4 separate regions of the Homo sapiens genome follow, and regions 2, 3 and 4 are each linked to region 1. Evidence: chromatin loops called from intact Hi-C (ENCODE). Cell type or tissue: endothelial cell of umbilical vein. All regions are shown on one strand. Region 1 overlaps TNIK (TRAF2 and NCK interacting kinase). Region 2 overlaps TNIK (TRAF2 and NCK interacting kinase). Region 3 overlaps TNIK (TRAF2 and NCK interacting kinase). Region 4 overlaps TNIK (TRAF2 and NCK interacting kinase).

The links. A loop is a pair of places that touch in the nucleus more often than their neighbours do. Peaks named below come from ENCODE experiments on the same cell type or tissue, not always from the same donor. Only the 100,000 strongest peaks of a DNase experiment are listed, where the experiment ranks them.
Region 2: a loop joins it to region 1, with 5 times the contacts of the local background. A loop is called at or near these places in 2 of 110 quality-filtered maps.
Region 3: a loop joins it to region 1, with 2.0 times the contacts of the local background. A loop is called at or near these places in 4 of 110 quality-filtered maps.
Region 4: a loop joins it to region 1, with 5 times the contacts of the local background. A loop is called at or near these places in 8 of 110 quality-filtered maps.

Annotation. Positions count from the first base shown.
Region 1 is chr3:171,282,352-171,287,351 of GRCh38, forward strand. All of the region lies in intron 2 of TNIK (TRAF2 and NCK interacting kinase), which reads right to left. Among named protein-coding and RNA genes, the nearest start is that of TNIK, 180 kb to the right of the region's middle. RefSeq lists an enhancer at 2,995-3,054. In endothelial cell of umbilical vein, no CTCF peak of the experiment used is centred here; DNase peaks (open chromatin) are centred at 1,200, 2,180, 2,550 and 4,690; H3K27ac peaks cover 2,906 bases.
Region 2 is chr3:171,372,415-171,377,414 of GRCh38, forward strand. All of the region lies in intron 1 of TNIK (TRAF2 and NCK interacting kinase), which reads right to left. Among named protein-coding and RNA genes, the nearest start is that of TNIK, 85 kb to the right of the region's middle. In endothelial cell of umbilical vein, no CTCF peak of the experiment used is centred here; DNase peaks (open chromatin) are centred at 2,027, 2,507 and 3,787; H3K27ac peaks cover 3,272 bases.
Region 3 is chr3:171,353,527-171,358,526 of GRCh38, forward strand. The region is part of intron 2 of TNIK (TRAF2 and NCK interacting kinase); the gene reads right to left. Among named protein-coding and RNA genes, the nearest start is that of TNIK, 100 kb to the right of the region's middle. In endothelial cell of umbilical vein, no CTCF peak of the experiment used is centred here; a DNase peak (open chromatin) is centred at 2,935; H3K27ac peaks cover 3,028 bases.
Region 4 is chr3:171,202,743-171,207,742 of GRCh38, forward strand. All of the region lies in intron 4 of TNIK (TRAF2 and NCK interacting kinase), which reads right to left. Among named protein-coding and RNA genes, the nearest start is that of MIR569, 98 kb to the left of the region's middle. RefSeq lists an enhancer at 3,518-4,127 and a silencer at 3,654-3,833. In endothelial cell of umbilical vein, no CTCF peak of the experiment used is centred here; DNase peaks (open chromatin) are centred at 2,289 and 3,739; H3K27ac peaks cover 2,849 bases.

The sequences.
Region 1 (5,000 bases):
TTTTTTTGAGATGGAGTTTCGCTCTTGTTGCCCAGGCTGGAGTACAATGGCGCGATCTCAGCTCACTGCAACCTCCAACTCCTGGGTTCAAGCACTTCTCCTGCCTCAGCCTCCTGAGTAGCTGCAATTATGGGTGCCTGACACCACGCCCAGCTAATTTTTTTGTATTTTTAGTAAAGACGGGGTTTCGCCATGTTGGCCAGGCTGGTCCCGAACTCCTGGCCTTAGGTGATCCACCTGCCTCGGCCTCCCAAAGTGCTGGGATTACAGGCATGAGCCACCACGCCCGGCCTCTTAATCGTATCTTAAAGCATTTTAAAAATAACAAATGAAACTGAAAAAGATAAATCGAGGTATCTAAGCAGTTACACTGAACTCATTTCTGAAGCTCATGGACAAACTATGTAAAATCTCAAGAGACTGAAAACTATTTTCTATTCTCAAGATTCAAAGTAAAAACTTAGAATACAAAACTCTAAGAAAGAGAAGGCAGAATGGTGGCAGCTCCAGAGGGTGGGCAGAATCCTAATCTTACAACAGACCTGGGCAATTGCTGCTGTTAATTCTACCAGCAGAATGATGTAGGAGGGCTCCTTACAGCCTGGGCCCGCCTTATATTCTCTGCACAATCAGAGTGGAACCTGGGCACCTATTAGTCCCTTTCCATGCTATCTTCCTGTGAAGATTCTTATGAATAAGAAAACGTGACCTTTATCAAGGAATAATTTTATTCAAATTGTGTAAACTGGATATTTTCCACAGTTTCTTGTCAGGAGGTGGGCAGAGAAGTTAAATTTTATACCTACTTTAAAAAAAAAAAAAAGCCCCTCATGTAATGTTAGCAACTGACCAAATACTCCTTGGATTTCGTGTCTGGAGAGAAGGAACTAAGAAAACATACAGTTCTCTGAAATGTTTCCTGGATTCTTTCCTCTTTTTCCACAAAAATAGAACTACTCTTTTTCTTTTTTCTTTTTTCTCTTTTGATGGGGGATGAGGATTATACAGAAGATTTGGCAACCTAAATGAACATGAGAGAAAGCCAATAGTATAACTAAAGGAAGGGGATCGCCAAAACCATTCACTTAGGGGAATTTCAAACTTTGGTGCTAAAGCTTCCAAATAATCAGCATCACCATTCACCAAGGAGCAGAGGAGTTCGGTCTTGCTGACTGCCAGTTAAGGGCTCTGAAAAAAGACAGTCTCCTTGGCAGCCGTTCCAACCTGGCTCCTGCCCCCTGTGAACCAAGGAAAAGTGGAAATCTAATTCCATGTAGCCTGGAAGAAACCTTACAGGTCCAGGGCTGTGGAGAGGTCGGGTGAGGAACAGGAGTTCCCACCATGCCACTAGGGTTCTGGAAGCCCTGGGAAGCTGCCAGTGGCACTGCAGCACCAGGAACTGGTTCCTAGAGAACTGCCTCAAATCAGACACACATAAGGAAGTCAGGCAGTGATGGCGCTGCATGGGAATACAAGCAGAACAATCTCCTCAGAACTACTTCGAGGGTACTGTCTCTCAGCCATCTTCCAGGTTTTCCACAACCCACAAAGGTCTTTCAGGTGGGTATAATTTGGGGTTACTTGTTAAGATGGAGTTACAGCACAGCTTCATTGGCAAAGACAATGGGATCTCATATCTAGAAACAAAACTTTCTGGGTTTCACCATTTGCCCGTTATCCCCTGAGAAACATCAGCATCACCTGTTAACTTGCTTGGGAATGCAAATTCTCAGACCCAACCGAGACCTATGAATCTGAAACTCTGGAGGGGGGCGGCAGGGAGGAGGGCAGGAATTTGTGTCTTAGCCCCTCATTGTTAAGATTCTGATGCACACTAAAATTTGAGAACCATTGAGCATTCTAGAGCAACACAATTTCATGAAAAAATAGCTTTGGAAACAGCATCTGGATATTAGGCAAAAATATGTGCCTGAATAGAAGAAACACACTCCGTTCATAGTAGGGTTCTATTCCCCAATTTTTTAATTTAGTAGTTCTTTGTGAAAAATGTCCTCTCACATGCAGCATTTTAAAATGAGAAATCTGGGGCCTTCTCAACCAACTTCACACCCGCTTTCCAGGGCAGCTCAAAACAAATTACTGATAAATCAACATGGGGCACTCTGAATCATCAGTCCGTCTTTAGAACTCCCCACATGGTCAGCTGAGGCATTCCATTGAGAATGCATCATGTCTTGACTTCTCTCTCTGGCCAATCCTGCCGTCATTGCATTTCTTAATAAACCTCCTGCATGCTAAAAAAAAAATAAAAAATAAAATCAAATGAGCAATTTATTGCAAATAGCCAGTCCCAAAGAAATCCTTTTGCCTTTGTTGTTTCCCTCAAAATTGCACATTATTTAAGGGGCCTGTCTTTTACACATTTTTATTAGCACCTAGAGCAATACAAATCCTCCACAAACTCTAGCAAATATGTATTAATACAGTAATAAGTAATTCTAAGAGCAAGCACTCAAATTAGTAAGGTCTGGTTTCCTGTAGATTACTAAAGCAGGGAAGGAGTAAGGGGGAGAACTCAGAGAAAGCGTGCGCTGACTAAAAGACAGAAAGGAAGCAGAAAATTTATTCTGAGCAGATGCCAAGACTTTGCCACATGCTTACAGTAAGAGAAATGGAGAGCAGAGAAAATTATTTTTAAAACCTTCTTTCCTTGAGAACTAAGTTATCATAGCCCTGCTTTAAGATATTAGGTAAATACTTTTTCAATGCAAGACATAGGTGGACCCAGAATATTAGCAAGAAATGTGCCTTAAATTATTTAAAGGATACAGACTATTTATTTTCCATGGACAGGAATCATCTGTCTTCATTCATAAAATTCAAGCTGATAATTTTTTGATAAAACTGTTTTCTTTATAAATTGTTAATAAATAAATAAATTGTTGATAATGTATCATTTCTACCCAAGACTGGAACAAACACATCAGCCACTTAAATTCCTCAGCAATACTTAGGCTGCTGAATTTGTTATCAGTGGTAATATATGTTAGCTTGCCTGACTTTAACTGCATCTCCTCAAAGAAAAACGTAGATGAGAAAGTAAAAGTGTAGAGGTGGTGTGGTAGAGTGGAAACTGATGAGCTTTTCCGAAGTAGAGCTGGATCCTAATGCCAGCAGCTATATTGTTATGACTAAGTTAATTGACACTCAGGACTGTTTTCTCACCTATACAGTGAAGGCTGTGGCACAGTTTAAATGTGTTCATGTGTGTACAGTGCCTGTAAGATGATAAACACCAAATCAGTATTATTATTATTAAGAGGCACCCATTTTCATTTTAAATCAATTTATTAGATGTTAATAAAATTAACCCCTATTCCTCCATTCTGCCTTCCATTATTTGGCAGATAAGAAAGCTCTGGCCCAATTGTTCTCAACTCTGGCTGTATATTACAATCACTTGAAAGTTCTTGTGTGTTTTTTTAACTGCCATCTCGCCACAGAACAACTGGATCAGTGTCTGGGGCAGGCCCCAGGCCTTGGTGATTCTGATGTAGTCGGAGAGTTGAGAAATACTATTCCAAATGGATTCTTTACCAAAATCACTTCGGGGCAAATTGGCTATTCTGGAATTTGATCATTTGATGGTTTGGCCTGCTCATCCTGAAGGATCAGGAGGATACAGCCTTATCCTATCTTAGCATTCTTGGGAGATGTCTAGTACACCCTATGGCAAAATAAATACTATTCCATATTTCCTGGTTAGCCTTTGCTGGGGAGAGAGGGGAGAGGGGTATATGTCTGATGATGAGCCATTGAAGGAGAACATCTGAATTAACTAAAGATGGTGGAAGAGACAAAAGATTAGGTTAGCTATTATACTTTAAAAACTTCTCCTTCTCCTCCTTCTTCATCCACCACTGTAACAGATATCTGAGGAGTCCCTACTATAGTACTTAGAAAACTAACTGAAAATAGGACAATTCATGAATGCCCTGACTCGTTACATGGAAATTCAATAGGGAAGGATCTATTCAGGTATCTCTGGAAGAAGAAGGTCTTCCCATACTTCTCCACAATTTAAGTCATTTTTCATAGTCTAAGAATATAAGAGTATATATTGTACAGCCTGGGCAACATGGTGAAACGCCATCTCTACTAAAAATACAAAAATTAGCTGGGTGTGTTGATGCACACCTGTAATCTCAGCTACTGGGGAAGCTGAGGCACAAGAATCACTTGAACCCAGGATGCAGAGGTTGCAGTGAACTGAGATTATGCCCCTGCACTCCAGCTTGGGCAACAGAGCAAGACTCTGTCTCAAGAAAACAAACAAACAAGAAGTAGACATTGTAAATTGAAACATAAAACTTTAGAGGCAGAAATGTCACCTTGGAGAGCAAACAGATATTTAATATTTGTTCTCAATCAACATTACCTGATACCAGTTACCAGCCAGGGTTATGCAAGGTACTTCTATTTACACAATCTCATTTATGACACAATGTTGTAGTTTGAAGAGCTCTGTGTGCTGTTATAGTCAGGGAGTCCTCTTGTAATGATCAATTGCTACAGCAATTTAAACCTTCTTTAACTTAGGTTTATGATGCTAGAATTTTACTTTTTGTATTCATATCTGTTTTTATGGCGTACTGTTGGTAAGATGGTTTATATGATGCCAAGTCTTTGGTCAGAAAAGATGCTGCTTTCACAATGTTGTTCTCATAGAAAAACATAAATCACTTTGTGGTATTGTTTCCAAGAACATGCTAAGGCAAGTAGGGGTTTTCCCTACAGTCCTCAGGGCAAGTTCAAGATTATTCTGGGTATTATATGCTGCTGCAAATATTTCTTCCCATAGGCCAACTGAAAAACTCAAAACAAAACAAAAACAGAAACAACAAAAAAAACCCTCAAAATTGAACAAAAATTCTCATTTTCATTGTTAAGAAAATTTTCAACTATTAGTTATGTTGTCAAGTCCTATTTTTATCATTGATTCTTTTCAAATTCAATATATCTAAAATGTGGACTCAGAT
Region 2 (5,000 bases), 90 kb after region 1:
ACTGTGTGAGTTTATTGGGGTATGCCTCAGAATCAACACCTGCCGGGGAGTAAAGGAAGAACTGGACTGAGCCAAAGGAAGAGCTGAACTGAAATGTAGTGGTAACAAAAACTTCATCTGATCCATGGAAGTGCTGGAGCTAGGACAGCCCTGGAGAATTATCCTACCTGGAAGCATCAGGACTTTGCATCCCATCTCCATTGACTAGTCACTGCATGTGGGATGCCCCCCAATACCCGTCCCAGAGGTAACAATCTTAGGTGAACTGACACTGTTCAGCTGAGGACATTTTTCAGATGAACGTCATCCCTAGCTACCTACACTCCCAGAAGGTGGACAACTGAGTGCCTCAGCAGTGGAGAACTGAGCTCTGTGTGACATACCACAACATACACTACAAGCACCATGGCTAGAAATAAGAACCAGTCTGGAATCAAAAGAGAAGTCTATAAGCATCTACAGTCTACAGTATCCTGAGAGTAACAAAGCAAAATAGCATGAGTCATGGTATTTGCAAGGAGGGGGCTCTTTGAAACCCTAGATATGGAAGTCAGAGGTATTATTCAGTGACACCTCAGTACTGACCCTAGGCTCTCTTCTCTCTTTCCCCCAATCCAAGCGCCTGGAGAGCTGAATGTTTGTGAATAGTCTTTCACACAAATGCATTTCATCATTAGTTACATCCTTGTAGAATTGTGATACAGCTTGAACAGTATAAGCATTTAGCTGTTTTCTCCATTCTAGAGTACCTCTAAAGTAATTTCCCCAAAAGGTCACCATGAACCTCAATTTCTTACACATAGTGGTTGCTTCTCAGTCCTGTCCTAGTTGTCCCTTTTGAGGCATTTATACTCCTGAGCATCACTACTCCTGTTGAAAATATATCCCTCCACCATCTTCTATCATACCTCTTAGTCTCTCTCACAGATTCTATAATATTTCTTCTGCTCACACCTTCTAGGTACCTTCCCCTAAGTTTCCACCCTTGTCCACCACTCCCCTAATTTTGTTCACTAAGTGTCAATGATCTTATCTCCAAATGTCCACCATATCCATCTACTCCACTCCATTCACACAACAGGCTTCATCATCTTTTTCTGGGACCATTTGCTTTTAGTTAATTCTTTCTTCCTTCTAAGCTATTCTCCATACTGATCTTTCTAAAACAGACATTTCTAATCATGACACTCCATGATTTAAAATAATACAAGATACGGTTCAAACTGAAAGTCAAGGTCATGTCATTCTTAGGCCTGGCCTCGATTCCCAGCCTTGTGTTCCATCATTCTGTACTATAACCAACACATGTCCCTCATGTCCCTAACATACCACACTCAGCTCTTGGTTCATACTGCCCATCTGCCAAGATTATTCCTTCTGCTTTCTTTATGAGGCAAGCCCATCCTTGAAAGCCCAGCTTGCTGCCTCCTTTCTGAAGCCCTTCTTAAATCAGCGTCACTGCCTCTCTCTCTCTGCAGCCGCAATATGTTGTGCACAGCTCTATGATAACCATTTTCACATAGTGCTAGCCTCTCTTACATTTCTCTCCCTTGATGAATTACAAATGCCTCAAGAGCAAGCACTGTAACATATTTATCTTGGTATTTCCAGCACTTAGCATGCTGTCCAATACATAACTGCTAGATATAACTATTTACTGAATAAGGTTGATGTCCCACTCCCAATTCTTCAAGACATGTATAGTGCAAATCACAAAAAATGGGATCAGAATGTAGAGCCAAAGGTCTAGCAAACTTACATCATTTCTTTTAAATCTAGACAAGTTGTTTTACCACTGTGCCCTCTATCCTCCTTACCCCAATCCCAAATGGACAAAACTGTCACATGTAAAAGCCCCTGTAGTATTCCCAGCTTAAAAAAATAAAATCCATAGAGCCTGTTGTAGTAAACTGTGCCTCACGTGCATTGAGAAGACAGGCTGTCAGAATGTGGCCAACAGAATGTGCAGCAAGGAGAGGAAGCTGTACCTAATAATCATGTTACAAAGACAGGAAAGCTAAGAGATAAGAAATCCACTTAATTCTCCCTCTTGTGTTTGCTTAGCTGCTCTTAAAGCCAGGATGAGCAGCATGGAAGAAAGTTACATACACCAAGGAGAAAAGAGCAAATCATTGACATTTACCAAAGTCAAGAATCCCTGTTGGCCACACATGCCTTTATTCAGATCTTAACCTTTGCTGGGAGGGTGAGAAGAGAATTTAATTCTAAGGTAGAGTAGTTTACATTATTTCATAATGAAATATAACTACATATCAAAAGGTAGACTATTCCTTGAAAGAAAATGTAATTTTTCAGCCAGTACTGATAAAAGCAAACTTGGTTAGTCATGACAATAAAAATTACAGTAATAGTGAACATTTCATGAGGACTTATGTGTCAGAAACGATTCTAAGCATTTTTCATGAATAGCTCATTTATCACAGCTTTATCAAGTGGATGCTATCATTATCTTTGTTTTACAGATTAGGAAATGGAGGCACGGAGGGATTAAATGCTTAGTCAGGGTCACACTACTAATGAGCGGCAGAGCCAGGATGTTGACTCAGATGGTCAGACTCCAAACCTTGAGTTCCTAATCACTATATCATAGCTTCATGGAACCATAATCCCCAGCCCTTGGTTTACCACCTGGTAGCTCTCTAACCTTGAGCCAGTTTCAGAACTGCATTGAACCTCAGTTTCCTCATCTTTAAAATGTGGACAGGATTACCTCCCTTGGGAGATACAATGAGAACTGTGAGTGTCTAGACTAGCTTGGGGCCTGATATGTAATAGGACTTTAATAAATATTCATTTTCTTCCTCCCTTTTCTTTTTCATCTTTGAAAATGAGTTCATGTAATAAACAAAGAATATGCCACAGTAAAATTCAGTCCGCATTTTATAGATTTTCAACTAAAAAAGCCAATAAAACTAATCTGGCCAGTAAACGAAAACCTATTGCTTTTCAACCAATAATATTACCCACCACATGCTTAGCAAACAGAGTCAGGTATTTATGGACAAAATGTATGTCTCTTTAAAAATTAGTTAGACAATTGAGAAGGCGCATTAAGTTTTGGGGGTTCCTTGGATGTTGAAATAAATACTCTTTCTTTCAGCTGATGAAATTTAGATGGCATTGGCAGGCTCAAGCCCAGCTTCACAGCAGAGAGGAGAGATTTAAGATCTAGGGTTTGATATTCCCTGCCACTAGGTTATGCTTTAATTCCTCCAGGTCCTCTGAATGATACTGGATTTATAAGAACACTAAATAACACCACTGGGCTAAATCCCAAAGATTGAAAAAGGCAAACTTAAGTCTGTAACTAGGATGACTATTTCCTTCACATCATAAAAGATGATACATATTCTTTCCAATGCCTCCCCACTTCTTTGAAAATGAAATTGACACGGATCATGAGCAAATGGCCTACACAGACTCTAGACACCCCTCCTCCAAAACGCCTCTTAAAGACACAGCCGTTCTGTGACAGAATCTTTTACTTGAGGCCACCAGTCCTCTGGCAGGGTAAAATACACCCAACAGAATACGGATGGCTGATAGTGCTCCCAGAATGACTGCTACCCCCGGATTCCCTATTGACATCTGCCAAACGACTGTGCTTACTCTAAACTTACGGGCCTTAAGAAGACCAAAATGTTATTTCTTTTAGAACCATATTTAGCAGCTGTTTTGTTTGGTTTCAGCCCTAACTGACAAGCATATGCTTACAAAAGCAAAACAGAACAAAGAAAACAGGAACAGTAGGAGAACTCTCCACATTTATCTTGAGGCTTCAGGCTTTTCAACATCATCTTCGAAAGTACAGCATTAGGAAACTGTGCTGACTCAACAACCCCCAGATTCTAGTTTATGCTGCACTCACAGCCAGGCAAGTTCCCTCAAAGGTAATTTTTTACTTTAACTTCCCCTCTTCTAAAGCAGTAGAGGTTTGCAGAGTCAAAGGTCTTGCTTTACACAGTAAGATTTATTTAATCCCTGACTGCTACCTGGCACCCTCCCTCGCCACCTACTGTGTGTTATACACTGTCCAAGGTAGAGGCAGTGGGGTACATGGCCCCTGCTTCATGGTGCTTCCAATCTAAGGAAGGAAGCAGACATGAGCAACTTACTACACGTACATAGTGATTAGATCATCATAACGACAAGCAGCATATGAGAAAAGGTGCTCCAAGAGTATTGATCCAGGAGATCTGGAATATAGCCCAGAAGCATATCTTCATTAACCTGCTGGCCCAAAGAAGTCATCTCAACTGGAATAGATAATTCAAGTAAAAAACATAAATATATACAGATAGATAGATAGATGATAGATAGATAGATAGATAGATAGATAGATAGATAGATAGATAGATGAGAGAGATATGGCTATAGGTAGGTAAAATACTGATTGTTGATTTTTCTTACTTGATCATCAGTGTAGGACAAATTAAACTATGCAAACCTATCACAGGACTGGTCCAAAACAATTAGGGTTCAAGTCTGGATTCCACTCCTTACTAGAGTTCTTTCACCCCTCATATTCCAGTTTTCTTCATCTGTAATTTGGGAAAGTGCCCTTTGGCCTGCATTTTTACAATGTCGCATCCTGCGTATGAATGTTCTAGGTAACTCCCCAGCTCCCTGTGTCAAGCATCGTCTTTTGGGAAGGGCTGTCCTGAGTGTAGGCTGATTCCAGGACACAAACTGCTCCGATAGAGCTGTTCCTGGCTAGTGTTGGTATCCTCTTACTAATACCAGCTCCTCAATGATCAGCTGGCTACTGGCAGAACACAGCCAAACCTCCAGGAACTAACCCTCGATACTGGTAGCTTCCAGTTTGGCTTTCATCTCTCAGAACAGGGAGACTGGAGCCTCCTCACCTCCTGTTTGGTTTGCAGTCTGCTTAGTTTCACCTGCTAATGTGCAGCAGCCAGCAGTGACACTGCTTTAGATCACCCTCCCCGCTCAGCTGCTTCACTCAAGACCCTGCAGCT
Region 3 (5,000 bases), 71 kb after region 1:
ACAAGGTCGGTCCTTGAGCTTTTAAAGAGACACATTAACAAGTAAAGACAAGAACTGCCAACCAAAGCACATACTAAATCTATGAAACACCTGACTACAAGAGATGACTCAGGATTAAAAAAAATAAAGAGATGGCTCTTAAACTATCAAGAGTTCTGAACTCATCTTAACCTCTGAGGTTCAAGTCTAGGAAGACAGCAATATTCTTCTGCAATGTGACCTTCCACATGGGTGTTTTGCCTACAAATCAAAGTTTTTATTTTGGATGCCCAGCCTTCATCCAAGCTGAGTTAAAAAGTTAACTTATTTTTTCTTCTCTTAGTAATAGTAGGCAGTAATGATTGTGGTCCTGGTACTTCTTCAGAGTTAATATCTATGATTTCTTAAAATGTTTATTCTGGAGAATTTTTTGTAGATATCCTCTACCCTCCAAATGCCCCCAAAAGGTGTATGTTAGTATAAAGTGCCATTATTCTAGCAAAATCAGCCCTTAAGACCACATTCATGTCTTAGGGTGACACTGCGCTACCAAGAAAAAAAAATTTTCTTGAACTGATAACAATTTAGAAACTCACTCCCAGTAAAGCATAGAACTCAGCACAAACACCAAATTCATTATATATATGTAATATATATGTAGATTTACACACCTTTGTATAGCTATCCTTGTTTTAAAAAACTAATTTTCAGCATTAGGCACTTTCACTGCTTCTGCTCTAACCCAAATTGCTGATTGTAAAAAGGGGATTTTCTCCCCTGTATTTACTTTGGAAACAGACACCAGCCACGGAGAAGTAGTTGAGTGCAACTGCCCACAGACTCACACTGAAATTAGAGCACCTGAGCTGGTCCACTACCTGAGCCGTGTTCCTCAAGGAAATTTCAAAAGAAAACCTCCAGGACCTCGGAGGGCCAAAAGGGCAGCTTGTAGCAGGACTCGGCTGACACAAGACTAAAGCCTAGGAGTTCTCTGTGTCCTTACCCTTGGGCTTCCTGAGAAACAAGATCCTGAGTCAGACACTGAAATCTTATGATTATGAGCAAATGGGCCTCATAATCCCAATTAATCTCCAGAGTTGATTGTTAGAAATGCAAAGATACTCCCTAGAGACTGTTGCACAGACTAAGGAGTTTCTTCAACACTGAGAATGTAGATTAAGACTGCTGAGGGAGAAATAATTTAAGTAGTGATTGGGCTGTGAAAGAAAACATTGTCAATACCTATCTTACTTTTAGCTATTCACAAATATATAGATTTCAGAGAGAGGTAACACCATGATGCATAGTACTTAGGCCAAATTTCAAAGAGCACATCTGACCATAGTATTACTCATCAACTTAATCAGGTAGCCATAAATCTCCTATGCTTCTAGACTAGAAAACAATACTCAAAGAGCGTTCTGTTTTCAATGTTGCTATTCTGTTTTGGGTTCTGTTAGCAGACTTTTTTTTGTTTTTGTCTTTTCTGTCTTGTATTTTCCCCCATCCCCTGTGAACACTGGATTCTTGGTCACATCTTAATTTATGACTATTTACTCAGCTGATTAACCGTAGGCATTCGTCTTATTCAAGCAAATCTTGTTCTGAGCAACAGATAAACTGGAACCCCAAGGACAGAGCAGCCATGGCTCCGTATTAATCATCTGCTCATCCCATTTCCCCATCCTACAGCAGACCATGAAAGCTGGGGTTGCCTCAGAGGGCTTGGCTTCAGGCACCTCCTCCCTGAAGCACTCTCAGAGGGGCATATTCATATGGAGCAGGAGGGAGGCTTTGGTGATTGGCTTCTGTGATAGGTTTCTTGAGGGAATGGAAAGGTTTTGAAGTTCTGAAGTATTTGAAGTGTCTCTTCATAAGTTCACAAGTGGGTACAAAATGGTAGAACAAAATGTACTAAACATTTAGGCCACAAAACATTCATTTTCTCCAGCTGAAATCACCAGAAGTGTTAGCTGGGGAGAAATCAGAATCTGCCTAATTTGCAACTCTTTTGAAGAGAATATAAAATCAGCTTTGCCTCCACCCAAAGAAGAGGACACACTGTCCTGTTTTCACTAACTTTCACTATTTTGACAAAGAGAAAGAATGAGATAACTCTGGCTAAAACTTGTCATGAAAGTATCTGATAGAGGCATCTCTAGCATTCCTGGGTTACTGATGTTATATAACTAAAACCTGTAAGGAAAAAAGTGAATAATGTGATCCTTAATGGAAACGGAAATAGAGAGTCACAGGTATTCCTAACTTGCAGTCATGCAAATTATCCAAGAGATTACATCTCGGTATTGTAGCCAGGTCATCCTCCTCTACAATACCCAGAAATTCTTTCTTTCCATCCTCTATTTCATTGTCTCTCCCCACCCTCAACCCCAAACACACAAACCTAGGCATCCCTGTAAAGGAGGAAATATAAAAGCAAAGAGTAAGCAACTTGCTACAATGCCACACCAGGTAACAGGTAACTGGCCTTCCCCCTGCTTGGAATAGAGGAAAAGTACAAATTATACACCTGGCAAATATTTGCGTGGTCTCCAGAGCAGTAAGATTCATCCATTTGCTCACAAAATCACACAACTGAAGCTGAGCGAATAAATCAATTCAATTCATTTCAACAAACATTTATCAAGCTCCAGTCTGAATATAGAGTTTTTCTGGGGGGAAAAAAAAATCATAATGCACCTGGCTATTGGAGCTGATTTTTTAAGAAGTCTAGAAATTTCTTCCTCCTTTCTGAGAAACGAGGCAACCAACTCCCTTAAATAATCAACACAGATGTATTTTATATTGTAAAATGTAAGTAGCCCAAGGTATGCCGCTTCCTTTTTTGTAGGTGGAAAAGAATCCACTTCTTATCTTTCTGGGAAAACACAATTGTGTTTGTTGTACAAAAACACAGTGTCCCCATTTACTAAGAAATCAATGAGTAATCACCAAGCCATGAATCACCTTTTAGTATTTTTGCTATAAAGATGAGAAGCACTATATATTGAAACAGGCTATGGCATCGCTGCTCTATAGTATAAATTCAGACTTATCAAGAATCTACTTAAAATATTCTAAACATGCAATGGAAGGGCAGGGCAAAACCAATCTTTGCCAAACATTTAAGGAGATGTTATACACAAATTTCCTCCTGGGAAACTTCTGAGTGGAGGTAAGATAATTTAGGCGACTCGATCAGGAGTCATGCTCTACTACTTACCTGGGGGCTTCAAGGGAAGACATTTATAAACTCTCAGACCTAAATTTCTCTCCTTTAAGACAAGGTTAATCATACCTCTTCTATCTAACTTATGGGGTTACTGTGAAGGTCAAATGAAATAATGAATATGAAGGTTTCAAAACCATTGTTTTATGTTTTATGATTGATATCAGTGATGTCAACGTTTAACTCTACAGTCCCAAAGACATGGTAGAAGATGGAAAACAACCTCCAAAAACCCATCTCTGATATCAAAAGTGTGCAATGGGCTATTTAAAAGTTCAGATGAGCTGTGGTTCTTTGTGCTTAGCCACAAAAACAGCCTTAGAATCATAAAGCCAGTTTTAAAAAGAAGGGAAAACAATTTTTTTCTTTGTCCTATTCTCTTCTGTCATATTAGATGGTAGGCGGACACTGTTTTTACTTATCAGGTATCAAACTGCTGTTGGCTACTAAATATTATATTTTGTGTCAGTCTCCTTAATTTATATACTCAAACAGTTGAGATGAAGCAAACCTAAACATATCTCACTGAGTTAGGGCATTCCAAACTCAGCAGAATTTTTTTTTTTTTTTGAGATGGAGTCTCCCTTTGTGGCCCAGGCTGGAGTGTGCAGTGGCATGATCTCAGCTCATTGCAACCTCCATCTCCCAGGTTCAAGTGATTCTTCTGCCTCAGCCTCCCGAGTAGCTGGGATTACAGGCCCAGACCACCACACTCAGCTAGTTTTTGTATTTTTAGCAGAGACGGGGTTTTGCCATTTTGGCCAGGCTGGTCTCAAACTCCTGACCTCAGGTGATCCATCTGCCTCAGCCTCTGTACTTTTTTTTTTTTTTTTTTGGTACATATTTATAACTACCTACTCTGTATTGGTACTAGAGAAACAGTAAGGTAATGTCCCTGACTCAGTTTGGAATAGGAGACAGCCAGACAGAGGATTACAAACAGGTCAGAGTACGGAGAGAAGAGGCAGGGAAAACCATCAAACCCCATTGGGCAGGTGCTGCCTGAACCAAGTGTTAAGGATATAGTATGGTTGCTAGCCAACAGGGGGTGAGGAAGGGCACAGCACGGATAAACAGACACCGTGTGCAGTGTGCACGAATGCCCCGCAATGTGCTACCATAGATGGACACAGTGGGAATCAGGATGGGCCGTAGATGAGGCTGGAGGGGGAGGCAGAGGTCATGTCATAGGAACCTGTGACTGGGGATGTAGAACTGTGCTCCCTGGAGCTCCAAGTGTGGGGCTACTCTGTGGAGGGAGGTAGAGGTGCATCGGGGAGTGTTGTGTCGGCAAAGGGACGGCTCCATGAGGTAGATCCTAACTATCCTCCCAGAACATCCTGCTATTGTGTCAAATACTGGAGTTTCCTGTGGGGGAAAAATGTTTTGCTGCTTTAAAAAATAGTTGATACATTTAAGGTAAAGAGAAATCTCATTTGTAAAATTGTAATAAAAATAACCACAGCCCAGACATTTTAATATAGAAAATGTATTAGTCTGTTTTTGCACTGCTAATAAAGACATACCTGAGACTGAGTAATTTATAAAGGAAAGAGGTTTAATTGACTCACAGTTCCACATGGCCGGGGAAGCCTCACAGTCATGGCCGGAAGTGAATGAGGAGCGAAGTCACATCTTACATGGTGCAGACAAGAATGCTTGTGTAGGGCAACTCCCCTTTATAAAACCATCAGGTCTCTTGAGAGTTATTCACTACACGAGAACAGTATGAGGGAAACTGCCCCCAGGATTCAATCATCTACACCTGGCCCCACCCTTGACCGGGGATTAT
Region 4 (5,000 bases), 80 kb before region 1:
TGTGTTTGTATCTACGTAACTTACCTTGTGTCTCTATAGGTCTTGCAATGTGGCAGCTCTGAAACTGGGAGACTGTTTACAATCATTCCTCTTACCATGTTAGGCATATCTATATTTGCCAAATTCAACCTTTTAAAAATTTCTGCTCACAAATAACAAGACTAAATAACTCCTCCAGACAAGTGACGTAGGCTCTGTATATGAAGGAAAGGAGCTGTTTACTTATAAAAGTAACAAACACTAATCAAAACAAGTTTTAAAAGCCTCATTTCTGATACACAGCATTAACAAAAGATAAATTTTAACTGTTCAAAGGATTCAGCTATGAGTGGTTAATTTTTTTTTTTTCCTACAACCTCCACGTCACACAAGGGTGGTTAAATTTTTAATGGCATTATCTGCAGTACCTAACATTTAAATGTTAAAACAATCAAAATTGAAGTGGGCATTATTTTTACCAAGCCAAGACGCTATAACAATGTAAATCCAAAATACTGCAGAATTAGGTTTAGGAGTTGTGGCCAACATCAATGCAGAGTCTAAAAAGGACCTTTCATGGGTAGTTGAATGAGTTTGTTTCTTAGTTCATCCCAGTATCTTATTCTGAGACGATCTTACACAGGGGCTGGGCAAGTAATGTGAATACATGAAATTGAGTATGTATGGAAGACAACAGGGGATGTTGGGGCCTCTGGTGCAAATTTGATATGTGCCCTCTAAACAGCTGGTACACTGCTCTAAAATACTGCTACTATTTGAAATTTCAGGCCCAATATTTCTAGATCATTTTATTTTTCAAAACTTTTCAAGAATCCAGACTTTTCTGTGAAACTGCTCAAATTTTCTAATGTTGGCATAATTAAACCACCACCACCTTATGTGAACCAAACTCAACATATTTATCATGGCAGCATTTAGCCTCTAGGCTGCCAGTTTGCCAACTAAGAACTAGTCTAATATTATCATTTTTATAAAGTAGAATCCAAATGCCAGACACATTGGTTCTCCCGAGGTTTGACTCTGGGTCTCCAGATTCCCAGGCTGTCAGAATCTTTGTCCTTAAAACGCACACGGTATAATTTCTTAAGTCTTGGCTCTGCAAGTGTACCGTGTGAAAACTTGATGAATAGATTATTGAGCCGCTACAGGGCAAAAATCTGCTATCTTACTTGACCACCCTACATTTCAGAAGATGATTACAAATTTATTTCCTGTTACGAGATATTCTAGCCCTGTATTATGGTGGTATCAAAAAAGACAGCAAAATATGTGTGAGTTCACATTGTAATTTTTGAGAAATTAGTTAATTTACTAAACAGTATTTCTCCCTCCCTCCCAGTGTCTGAATGGCATGCAGCAAAATGGAGAGCCTCTCATCACTGATAGGCAGCAGAATGAGATGTTGTGTGTCAGAGCTTGCCTTGTTTCCGAGAGATCAGAATCTTTATTGAAAGGGCTCCCTTTTTTGATTTCCGGATCAGACCCTGAGCAGTTGATAAAGGAGAATTACTTGGCCATTATCTGAAGTAGTTGTATTTCCACAAAGAGCTAGTGCTAAACAAGAGTTTATCTCTACAACAAGACTGATAGGATTCGTACAGATTATAATTCAATCAGACACCTGAAACAGGACATACATTGGCTAGTGGGATATATGCAAACCTGTCCTCCAGCCATAGCAAAATAAATATCTGGGGAATATTTCATGTAGTCTGAATACAGAGAATAAATGTTAGAAAGTGCTGCTTTTAGTTGCTTTAGGCCATGCCTCTATATAATTCATAATATTTTTATACAAACGTAATCCTAACAAAATGCCACTAGTCTGAAGAGTCAACTATCTATGACCTTTGCAATTATTTGATAAAACATTCCCAAAGCACCTAACGCACTTTTCAAAATGTATTTCTTAGAGTTTACAGCACTCTTATTAGTAGCTAACAGGTCTTACTTGCTCTTTGAATATTGGGTAAATAGAGGAGTACAGATTAAAGGTGAAGTTAAACTAAATTTATTTAAACATAAATCTTCAATCCTATTTAGAACATCAGCTTCTGATATCAGAACTATTTTTCATGACCAAAGGAGAAGAGTGTAGGGTTTAAGGGCTTGATTCTGGAATCAGACAGCTTGGGGTTAGCTAGCATGCTGGCTTCATCACGGACTTGCTATAAGACCTTGGACAAACTTCTGGACTCTCTGAGCCTAGTTTCCTCCATCTGCAGAGTAGGGATAATACTTGATTTGCAGAATGGCTGCAAAAATCTAATAAGATAATATGACAAAGTAAACAAGCATAGTACTTGGCCCATGGTAAGCAGGTGATAAATATTTCCTACCATTGTTCTTATTAACAGAGAATGCCCCAAATTTAGTGAGTCAGAGGCCTTGGAATAAGTATGTACTGTTATATTCTATGACTGTGTTCCCACCAATATTGTAATCTGATATTAATTTCCTAACTATTATGTTTCTGTCTTTCTTCTTCCTAGTTCTTTCTTGATTTGTCACCACATCAATCAACTAGGAAAAGAAATGACGCTCTTGCCCTTATGAGGCCTTTCATAGCTTTTATCTTCATCTTTGGTAAGAAAGAAGCTACTAGACAATTGCTAGAAGGGATGGTCAGAGCAGCCCTCTGCATAGACGCGAGTCTGACGAGTGCTAGGCCCTTTGTCCTTCAAACCTGGCAGAATGTAGGAGCTGTAACTTCCACATTTTGTTACCTGCAGTTAATTGCATTTAATTGAAGTGGGGTAAGTTGAATGTGATGGCAGAATTCCTCCCCATGTGGTCCAGTTTGGAAGTGCTCACTACTTGCAGATCCCCCCTTCATCAAGTTCAGGAAGGGGATTCACTTACTAAAACAGTTTCCTAACTGGTCTCCTGTTTCTCTCCTTGACCCATCTGGTCTATTCGCAAGCCAGCAACTGAAGTGACCCCTTCAGTATGTGGGTCAGATCCCATCCCCCTCACTCCATGTTCAAAACCCTCCATGGCTCTCCCACCTAATGCAGAGTAAAAGCCGAGGTCTTTCCAATGGCCTGCAAAGCCCTGAATGATCTGGATCCAGGTTGCAGACTGTTAACTTCTCAGAAAGACAGCAAGGGAGCTCTCTGGGTTCTTTTTATGAGGGCACTAATCCCATTTATAAGGGCTCCACCCTCATCACCTGATCACCTGCCAAAGGCCTCACCTCCTAATACCATCACATTGAAAGTTAGGATTTCAATATATGAATTTTGGGGGCACACAAATGTTTAGTCCATAACACATTGCAACCCTTACCTGCATTCCCAATTAGTACTCCACCAGGTACTTACTAGCTTCCAGCATCCTCTGTAATTGTCTTATTTATTATGTTTATTGTTTGTAGTCTACAGCAAGAATGTAAGCTGCATTAAAATAAGTACTTTCATAAATTTTGTTCACTGTTATATCCTGAGTGCTTGGAAGAGTGCCTTGTGCCTAGCCAGTATATATATGTATCTATACTAGCCATGTATATATATGATGATATGATAATATATACATATACATATGTATGTACACACAGACAAATAAATGAATATATGGAGATATATATGTTCGTGTATATATATATATATATATGGAAGAATGAATGAATGACTGGGGAGTAAATAAATGAACACATACACATCAGGCTTTTGGTTCCCAGCAACAACAGCCATCTCCATGAGAAGAGCAATTGGCCAGGGTGAGAACTAGTGGGAAGTGACTCATTTCCAGAGTACAATACCTCCCATTAACACCATGCAGATGCCAGCAGGTGTGCTGCTTTCTCCAAGTACCTATCTGAAAATGGACTGAAGATTTTGCTCAGTTTTTAACAAAAACTTCCAGGGGGCTTTCACAGAACTTCCAACCAAGCTAAAGTGTTATGTTTTAGGATGTCTGCAATCTGGTCCTGCATCATCCACTAATGAGTTTTGAGGCCCGGGGAAAGTCAATTAACTTCACTGGACCCAGCAAAGTTTATCATGACTAATTCTTCTTCCAACTTAAAACATCTCAGGATCTGCAAAAGGGCGAAAAAGAGTCAAGCCCTATTAACCACCCCTCTCCTTCCCTCAACCAACGATTCGTAAATAAACACCCCAATTACCCCAATTTTAATAATTCAACTTAACATGAAAACCAACTTTTCTATCTGGCCCATCTCACAAAATGAATGAAATTAATAGCTAGGTGTGGCTCATCTAGAAATAGCTGTTCTAGCTCAGGTGATATGCTGGGAGATGGTTATAAATCTACATTAATGCTTTTTTTTTTTAAATTGAGAACCATAGCCCTGACCAAAGAAAACACCTTTCTACAGACAACTATAAAATAGCTATCATTCCTTGGCTATTCTAAATATTGCTGCAATGAACACAGGAGCTCAGATGCCTCTTTGAGATACTGATTTTATTTCCTTTGGATATATATCCAGAGGTGGGGCTTCTGGATCATAAGGTAGTTCTATTTCCAATTTTTTCAGAAACCTCTGTAGTATTTTCCACATGGCTGTACCAATTTACATTTCCACCAACAGCATACAAGGGTTCCCTTCTCTCTACATCCTCACCAACAATATACAAATTCTTTTTCTTTTTTTTTAAATTTTAATTTTTTTGGTAGAGATGAGGCCTCACTATGTTACCCACGCTGGTCTCAGACTCTTGGGCTCAAGCAACCCTCCCAGCCTTGGTCTCCAAAAGTACTGGGATAATAGACATGAGCCACCATGCCCAGCCAATATACAGTTTTTATTTGTTGATTATATCTTAATACAACTGGGAGAAAAAAAGTCAGGATACCCGTTTTCCTTGAGGTGGCAGTGATTGAGAGGGAGAGCAAGGGGGACTTCCAGGGTGCTGATAATGAGCTGGAGGATAATAGCTATCATTCTCTACGTGTCATCTGCTGCAGCTTCTGGCAATTCAGAGTCACTGCTAAAATGCTAAATTGTTGACAATGTAGAAGTCCTTTGGAAACAC